Regions from separate parts of the Homo sapiens genome. Here region 2 is linked to region 1. A link is an interaction called in ENCODE POLR2A ChIA-PET data of the cell type or tissue named here. Cell type or tissue: HCT116. All regions are shown on one strand. Region 1 has its middle 32 kb from the start of NAIF1. Region 2 overlaps COQ4 (coenzyme Q4).

Evidence for each region. ChIA-PET counts read pairs that join two places held together with the same protein. Peaks named below come from ENCODE experiments on the same cell type or tissue, not always from the same donor. Only the 100,000 strongest peaks of a DNase experiment are listed, where the experiment ranks them.
Region 2: POLR2A ChIA-PET joins it to region 1 with 9 read pairs; 1 of 35 experiments calls an interaction of 5 or more read pairs at or near these places.

What each region holds. Positions count from the first base shown.
Region 1 is chr9:128,033,442-128,037,441 of GRCh38, reverse strand. No RefSeq gene overlaps it. Among named protein-coding and RNA genes, the nearest start is that of NAIF1, 32 kb to the left of the region's middle. RefSeq lists an enhancer at 2,206-2,305. In HCT116, a CTCF peak has its summit at 2,073 (motif pointing right); a DNase peak (open chromatin) is centred at 2,101.
Region 2 is chr9:128,327,274-128,331,273 of GRCh38, reverse strand. The region is part of intron 4 of COQ4 (coenzyme Q4); the gene reads right to left. Among named protein-coding and RNA genes, the nearest start is that of COQ4, 6.4 kb to the right of the region's middle. In HCT116, no CTCF peak of the experiment used is centred here; a DNase peak (open chromatin) is centred at 2,133; H3K27ac peaks cover 2,072 bases.

The sequences.
Region 1 (4,000 bases):
GTGAGCCACTGCACCTGGCCTGTGTTTGTTTTTTAAAAATATTTTTTGGCCGAGCATGGTGGCTCAAACCTGTAATCCCAGCACTTTGGGAGGCTGATGGGGAAGGATTGCTTGAGGTCAGGAGTTTGAGACCATCCTGGGCAACATAACAAGACTCTATCTCTACAAAAAATACAATAATTAGGCCGGGCATGGTGGCTCATGCCTGTAATCCCAGCACTTTGGGAGGCCGAGGCAGGTGGATCACGAGGTCAGGAGATCGAGACCAGCCTGGCCAAGATGGTGAAACCCATCTTTACTAAAAGTACCAAAATTAGCTGGGCGTGATGGTGGGCACCTGTAATCCCAGCTACTCAGGAGGCTGAGGCAGAGAATTGCTTGAACCCAGGAGACAGAGGTTGCAGTGTGCCAAGATCATGCCACTGCACTCCAGCCTGGGCAACAGAGCAAGACTCAATCTAAAAATAAAAATAAAAAATAAAAATAAAAAAATTAGTCAGGTGTGGTGGTGCATGCCTGTAGTCCCAGCTACTCAGGAGGCTGAGGTGGGAGGAGCCTTTGAGCCCAAGAGTCTGAGGCTGCAGTGAGCCAAGATTGTGCCACTGAACTCCAGACTGGGAGACAATGCAAGACCCTGTGTCTAAAAAGTTTTTTTATTTTTATTTTATGTTTTTTTTGAGACGGAGTTTTGCTCTTGTCACCCAGGCTGGAGTGCAATGGCGCAATCTTGGCTCACTGCAACCTTTGCCTCTTGGGTTCAAGCGATTCTCCTGCATCAGCCCCCAGAGTAGCTGGAATTATAGGCACCTGCCACCATGCCTGGCTAATTTTTGTATTTTTAGTAGAGACAGAGTTTCACCATGTTGGCCAGGCTGTTCTCAATCTCCTGAGCTCAGGTGATCCACCCATCTCAGCCTCCCAAAGTGCTGGGATTACAGGCGTGAGCCACTGTGCCCTGACGGTTTTTTGTTTTTTTTTTTTTTTGAGACAGAGTTTTGCTCTTGTTGCCCAGGCTGCAGTGCAATGGCATGATCTTGGCTCACGGCAACCTCTGCCTCCTGGGTTCAAGCCATTCTCCTGCCTCAGCCTCCCAAGTAGCTGGGATTGGCTGGGTGCGGTGGCTCACGCCTGTAATCCCAGCACTTTGGGAGGCTGAGCCGGGTGGATCATGAGATCAGGAGATCGAGACCATCCTGGCCAACACGGTGAAACCTCGTCTCTACTAAAAATATAAAAAATTAGTCGGGCGTGGTGGTGGTCGCCTGTAGTACCAGCTACTCAGGAGGCTGAGGCAGGAGAATGGCGTGAACCCAGGAGGTGGAGCTTGCAGTGAGCCGAGATGGCGCCATTGCACTCCAGCCTGGGCAACAGAGCAAGACCCCGTCTCAAAAAAAAAAAAGAAAGAGAAAGAAACCAAATAGCTGCCTGTCCCCCCTCCCCTGCCCCACCAGCACACACAGCTAATTTTATATTTTTAGTAGAGATGGGGTTTCACCAGGTTGGCCAGGCTGATCTTGAACTCCTGACCTTAAGTGATCTGCCTGCCTCAGCCTCCCAAAGTGCCGAGATTACAGGTGTGAACCACCGCGCCCAGCCTAAAAAGGTATTTTAAATTGATACATAATATTTTACATATTTATGGGGTATGTGTGATCTTTTGTTTTAAGTGTAGTGTATGTAATGACCAGGTCAGGGTATTTGGGGTATCCATCACCTTGAGTATTTATCATTTCTATGTGTTGGGAACAATTTATGTCCTCTCTTCTAGCTACTTTGAAATATACAATACATTGTTATCTGTAGTCACTCTACTCTGCTGTGAACAACAGAAGTTATACCTTTTATCTAACAACTACATTTGTATCCCTTATGAAAGGGTGTTATATTGATTCAATACTATAATGTAGTTCCTGCCTTAAGGGCCTGTGGTGCAGATCAGGGCAGAGGCTCATGCAGGGCACAGAGCTCTGGCCCGGGCATACCAGGTGCGATCCATGAATGGGCGTCTTCCCAGTCAGCAGTTTCTGGAATCTGGGGCTTGAAGCCATGTGGCATGTTGTTCTCAATATATCCTGTAGGTGGTGCTAGATAACCAAAGTCAGGTGCAGCCCTGGGCACAGACAGCCCTGAGTTTCAGGCTCTGGGTGGGGACTGGTGAGGCTGGAGGGAGATGGCTGGAAAGTTCTGGCCCTGTGCGGAGCAGGCTCTTCCTCCACCCCAGGGAGAGGACGTGGCTGGTTCTACCAGCCTGTCTAGCCCGGAGATGGCTCTGGTGCAGGGAGAAAGCTCAGGAACAGAAGGCAGGGGCCCATTCTGCCTGGGCAAGCTGTGCGATTCTGGCCCCCTCCCTTTCTTGGCCTTAATCTCCCTGCCACGCAGTGGGGTCATGGGAGCCTGCTCAGCCTGGGCCCTGACAGTCAAGGCTCTGAGGGGGCCAGACAGCCTAGACCTGCCCTGCCCAAGAGGCAGCTGGGAGCCCTGGGACAGCCCTCTCCCTATCAGACTGTGCCACCTCCTCTGAGATCATGACATTCCCTTATTCCCTAGATGGGGAAACTGAGGCCCAAAAGGATTAAGTGACTTTCCAAAGGCTATACAACTGAGGGGTTGGAGCCAGGAGTGAAAGCTGGAACTCCTAGCTCCTTCTGCCATGTCCTTGGGTCAGAAGCAGGTGCAAGGCAGGGTGGGAGAGAATTCTCCCCTGAAGAAAATGAGCTGAGAGAAATTCCTTGTTAAGATGAGGGGGCAATCATACATGCCTAATTTATCTTCCTACTAAAACCATGAAAAATATATTTATTTATTTATTTATTTATCACCCAGGCTGGAGTGCAGTGGCGCGATCTCAGCTCACCACAACTTCCCGGGTTCCAGCGATTCTCCTGCCTCAGCCTCCCAAGTAGCTGAGATTATAGGTACCTGCCACCATGCCTGGCTAATTTTTGTATTTTCAGTAGAGATGAGGTTTCACAGTGTTGGCTAGGCTGGTCTCAAACTCCTGACCTCAAGTAATCCTCCTGCCTCAGCCTCCCAAAGTGCTGGGATTACAGGCATGAGCCACCATGCCCAGCCAAGATTTTTTTATTTTTTATTTATTTATTTTTTTGAGAGAGTCTCACTCTGTCACCCAGGCTGGAGTCCAGTGGCGAAATCTCGGCTTACTGCAACCTCTGCCTCCCGGGTTCAAGCAATTCTCCTGCCTCAGCCTCCCAAGTAGCTGAGATTACAGGTGCCTGCCACAACGCCTGGCTAATTTTTTAAATTTTATTTTATTTTTATTTTTAGTAGGGACAGGGTTTCACCACGTTGGCCAGGCTGATTTCAAATGCCTGACCTCAAGAGATCCGCCCGCCTTGGCCTCCCAAAGTGCGAGGATTACAGGCGTGAGCCACCGTGCCCAGCTGTGGCCACGATTTTTTAAAGCCAGGCTAAGTGTGGTAGCGCATGCCTGTAATCCCAGCACTTTGGAAGGCGGAGGTGGGAGGATCACTTGAGCCCAGGAATTTGAGACCAGCTTAAGCAACAAAGCAAGACCCTCTCTACAAACAAGCAAACAAAAACTAGCCAGGTGTGGTGGCACCCCTGTAGTCCTAGTTACTCTGGAGGATAAGGCAGGAGAATTGCCCAGGAAGTCGAGGCTGTGGTGAGCTGTCATCATGCCACTGCACTCCACCCTGGGTGACAGAGTGAGACCTTGTCTTAGAATAGGTAAATAAATAAATAAATAAAATGGGTAAAATATTTGAACAGCTTCTTCACAAAAGAAGATATATGAATAGCCAATAAACACATAAAAAGATGTTCAATGGCTGGGCGTGGTGGCTCATGCCTGTAATCCCAGCACTTTAGGAGCAGGCGAATCACCTAAGGTCAGGAGTTTGAGATCAGCCTGGCCAACATGGTGAAACCTCGTCTCTACTAAAAATACAAAAATTAGGCAGGTGTGGTGGTGCAAACCTGTAATCCAGCTACTCGGGGGCTGAGGCAGGAGAATCGCTTG
Region 2 (4,000 bases), 290 kb before region 1:
GTCCAGTATGGCAGCCGCTTGCCACATGTGGCCAAGAAAGTTGTCCAAGCGAGATGTGCTGATCATATAAAATACACACGAGACTTCAAATGCTTAGTATGAAAAAAATGTAAAACTCTCAATGATTTAAAAATACTGGCCGGGCGCGGTGGCTCACGCCTGTAATCCTAGCACTTTGGGAGGCTGAGGCAGGTGGATCATGAGGTCAGGAGATCAAGACCATCCTGGCTAACACGGTGAAACTCCGTCTCTACTAAAAATACAAAAAATTCTCCGGGCGTGGCGGCGGGCGCCTGTAGTCCCAGCTACTCGGGAGGCTGAGGCAGGAGAATGGCGTAAGCCCGGGAGGCGGAGCTTGCAGCGAGCCGAGATCGCGCCACTGCACTCCAGCCTGGGCTACAGAGTGAGACTTCGTCTCAAAAAAAAAAAAAAAAAGAAAATTGATTACTTGTTGAAATAATACTTTGGATATATTGGGCTAAACAAGATGCATATTTAAAATCAATTCTAGCCAGGCACGGTGACTCATGGTTACAATCCCAGCACTTTGGGAGGCCGAGGCGGGCGGATCACCTGAGGAGCTCAAGGCCAGCCTGACCAATATGGTCAAAAATTAGCCAGGCATGGTGGCGGGTGCCTGTAATCCCAGCTACTTGGGAGGCTGAGACAAGAGAATTGCTTGATCCCAGAAGGCAGAGGTTGCAGTGAGCTGAGATGGCACCATTGCACTCCAGCCTGGGCAACAGAGTGAGACTCTATCTCAAAAAAACAAACAAAAAAATTCCACCTTAATTTTAATAGCAAAAAAATTAATTTCTTTTTGCTATTAAAGTAGCTGGCAGAAAATTAAAAATTACCTACGTGCTCACATTTTATTTATTTATTTTTATTTTTATTTTTTGAGATGGAGTCTCACTCTGTCGCCCAGGTTGGAGTGCCGTGGTGCAATCTCGGCTTACTGCAATCTCCTCCTCCCGGATTCAAGCAATTCTTCTGCCTCAGCTTCCTGAGTAGCTAGGATTACAGGCACGTGCCACTACACCCGGCTAATTTTTTTTTTTTTTTTTAGTAGAGACAGGGTTTCACCATGTTGGTCAGGCTGGTCTCAAACTCCTGACTTCGTGATCCACCCGCCTGGGCCTCCCAGAGAGCTGGGATTACAGTTGTGAGCCACCGTGCCCAGCCGATCACATTTTATTTTTATGGACAGTATCCAGACAGCCTGTCTGCTACACAAGGGCAGGACTGGCTCTGTTTCACTTATTCTTTTACCTCCAGTAGCCTGATCCAGGGCCTGGATGAATGAACACCTCTTGAACATATGAATAAAAGGCCAGTCCTGGGCACTTTTCTGATCCCAGAACTCTTCTCCTCTTAACTGCCCACTGCCTCTGAGTACTCAGCAGCACCCATACACAGTGGGAACAGCCTGGTCTTCCTGTTCCCAAAGAATGGCCTTAGCCTGCTGTGTGAAGCTGAAGGTGATCATAGAGTATCCACCAGGTGCCGGCACCTAGGGTGTCTTTTACATATATTATCCTTTCATCCTTGCAATCTTGGAGGTAAATACTGTTATTACTGCAGATATAGATAAGGAAAACAAGGGCCGGGCGTGGTGGCTCATGCCTGTAATCCCAACACTTTGGGAGGCCAAGGCCAGCGGATCACTTGAGGTCAGGAGTTTGAGACCAGCCTGGCCAATATGATGAAATCCCGCCTATACTAAAAATACAAAAAATAGCCAGGCCTGGTGGCGTGCGCCTGTAGTCCCAGCTACTCAGGAGGCTGAGGCAGGAGAATTGCCAGGAGGTGGAGGTTGCAGTGAGCCAAGATTGTGCCACTGCCCTCCAGCCTGGGTGACAGAGCGAGACTCAAAAAAATAAATAAATAAATAAAAATAAGGAAAACAAGGCTCAGAGAGATAAAGTAATTTGCCCAAGATCACACAGCTAGTAAAGTGGCCGAGTCAGCATTTGAAACAAAGTCTGCTGGATTCCAAAGCCAGTGGCCTTAATATCCATTACCAAGGCCGATAAGTGCCCTGGAAGATATATGGGAGGTCCTCTTACTTCTGATGAGGAACCTGAGACTCAGCGAGGTCAAAGGATTTGTCCAGGCTTGTAAAGCTGGGAAGAGAGCCAGGATTCTCACTCAGGCTCCTCCTAATTCTCAAGCCCATGCCTGTAGTCTTGATACTACAAGATGACCACACCTCTCACCAAAATCAGCCTCAGGGAGGGGAGGGTAGCCTCACCTTGAACCTTTATCTAAATCTCTCTGGGGACAAAGGTGCTCCTTCACATTCCATGAGCTGCTGATTTCCTTGCTCTACAAGTGTCACAATCGCCAGCGCGGTTACAAGTGGGGCTGTGGCTGAGCAAGGTGTCCTAGCAGTCCTGTCCCTGCTACCCCCTCCCCTCCACAGCGACAGGGCTAAAGACTGGGGGAAATTCAGACTGTCCCTCCCTGTGTAGCACTTGAGGCAGGTCACCCTGGTGAGTTTCCCACTGATGAAATGACTTGCATCCTGGTGAAATCTGAGAGAGATGGTTTAAAATAGTGCAGGTGATCGCCCCGTCAAGGTAGCTGTGCAGGAGACTGTGAGGAACAGAACATCGTCTCGGGGACAATAACCATTCAGAGCAGTGGTTCTCAACTGCCCACCAGGGAACATCTGTAATCTCTGGAGACATCTGTGGTTGTCACAACTTGACGGGGGGGTGCTCCTGGCATCCAGTGGGTAGAAGCCAGGGATGCCACTAAACATCCTACCAGGCTCAGGACCGCCCCCACAACAAAGAGTGATCCAGCCTAAACATTAACATGCCCGGCTTGAGAAACTGTTCTAGGGCAACCTTTGGAGACCCCTCACCTCCATCAGCCAGACTGGCTCGCCATTTGGCAGGGGTGCCTTGATGGGATGTATCTGTGTTGCAGGAGGGAGGGAAGATGGGACAGGGACAGGGAAGATGGGCCAACTGGATCCTAAGGTCCTTTACAAATCAGGTCACTTTACTGTCCTGCTCAAAACCTTCCACAAGTTTCCTACTGCTCCTATTACAAAATACAGACTCCTCCTTCTGGTGGCCTACAGGGCGCAGCCCTGGCTCCCCTTCCAGCCCACTCACTGTCTCCCTGCTACTCCCTCCTCTGCGGCCACACTGGTCAACCTTCCTTTTCCTAAACACAAGGGGCCTTTGCCCTTGCCATTCCCTCTACTCAGAATGCTCCTCCTCAGCTCTCCACAGGGTTGGCTCCTCCTTACCTTCCAAGTCTCCTCAGAGGAGCCGGCCCTGACCACCCAGTCAGAAGTGGCTGTACCCTTCCCAATACCAAAGCTGTCTTCTATCACACTAACTTGTTCTCTTCATAGCTGCTAGAATGTAAGTTCCACAAAGGCAGGCTTTTTGCTGGTTTTGTCCACTGTATCCCAACTGCTGACAATAGTGCTGGTATACTTTTTTTTATTTTTGAGACAGAGTCTTGCTCTGTTGTCCAAGCTGGAGTGTAGTGGTGTGATTACGGCTCACCGCCCTCGACCTCCTGGGCTCAACTGATCCTCCTACCTCAAACTCCCTCCCAGGTAGCTGGGACTATGGGTATACACCACCACACTTGGCTAATTTTTGCATTTTTTGCAGAGACAGGGTTTCACCATGTTGTCCAGGCTGGTCTCAAACTCCTGGGCTCAAGTGATCCGCCCACTTCAGCCCCCCAAAGTATTAGGATTACAGGCATGAGCCAACACGCATGGACCAGTGCCAGAATATTCTAATTACTTGAAACATTTTACCTGTATTTTTATATGAATTTTTTTGTTTTGTTTTGTTGGAGACAGAGTCTCACTCTGTCGCCCAGGCTGGAGTGCAGTGGTGTGATCTCAGCTCACTGCAACCTGTGCCTCCCGGGTTCAATCAATTCTCCTGCCTCAGCCTCCCGAGTAGCTGGGATTACAGGCGCACACCATCACACCTAGCTAATTTTTGTATTTTTAGTAGAG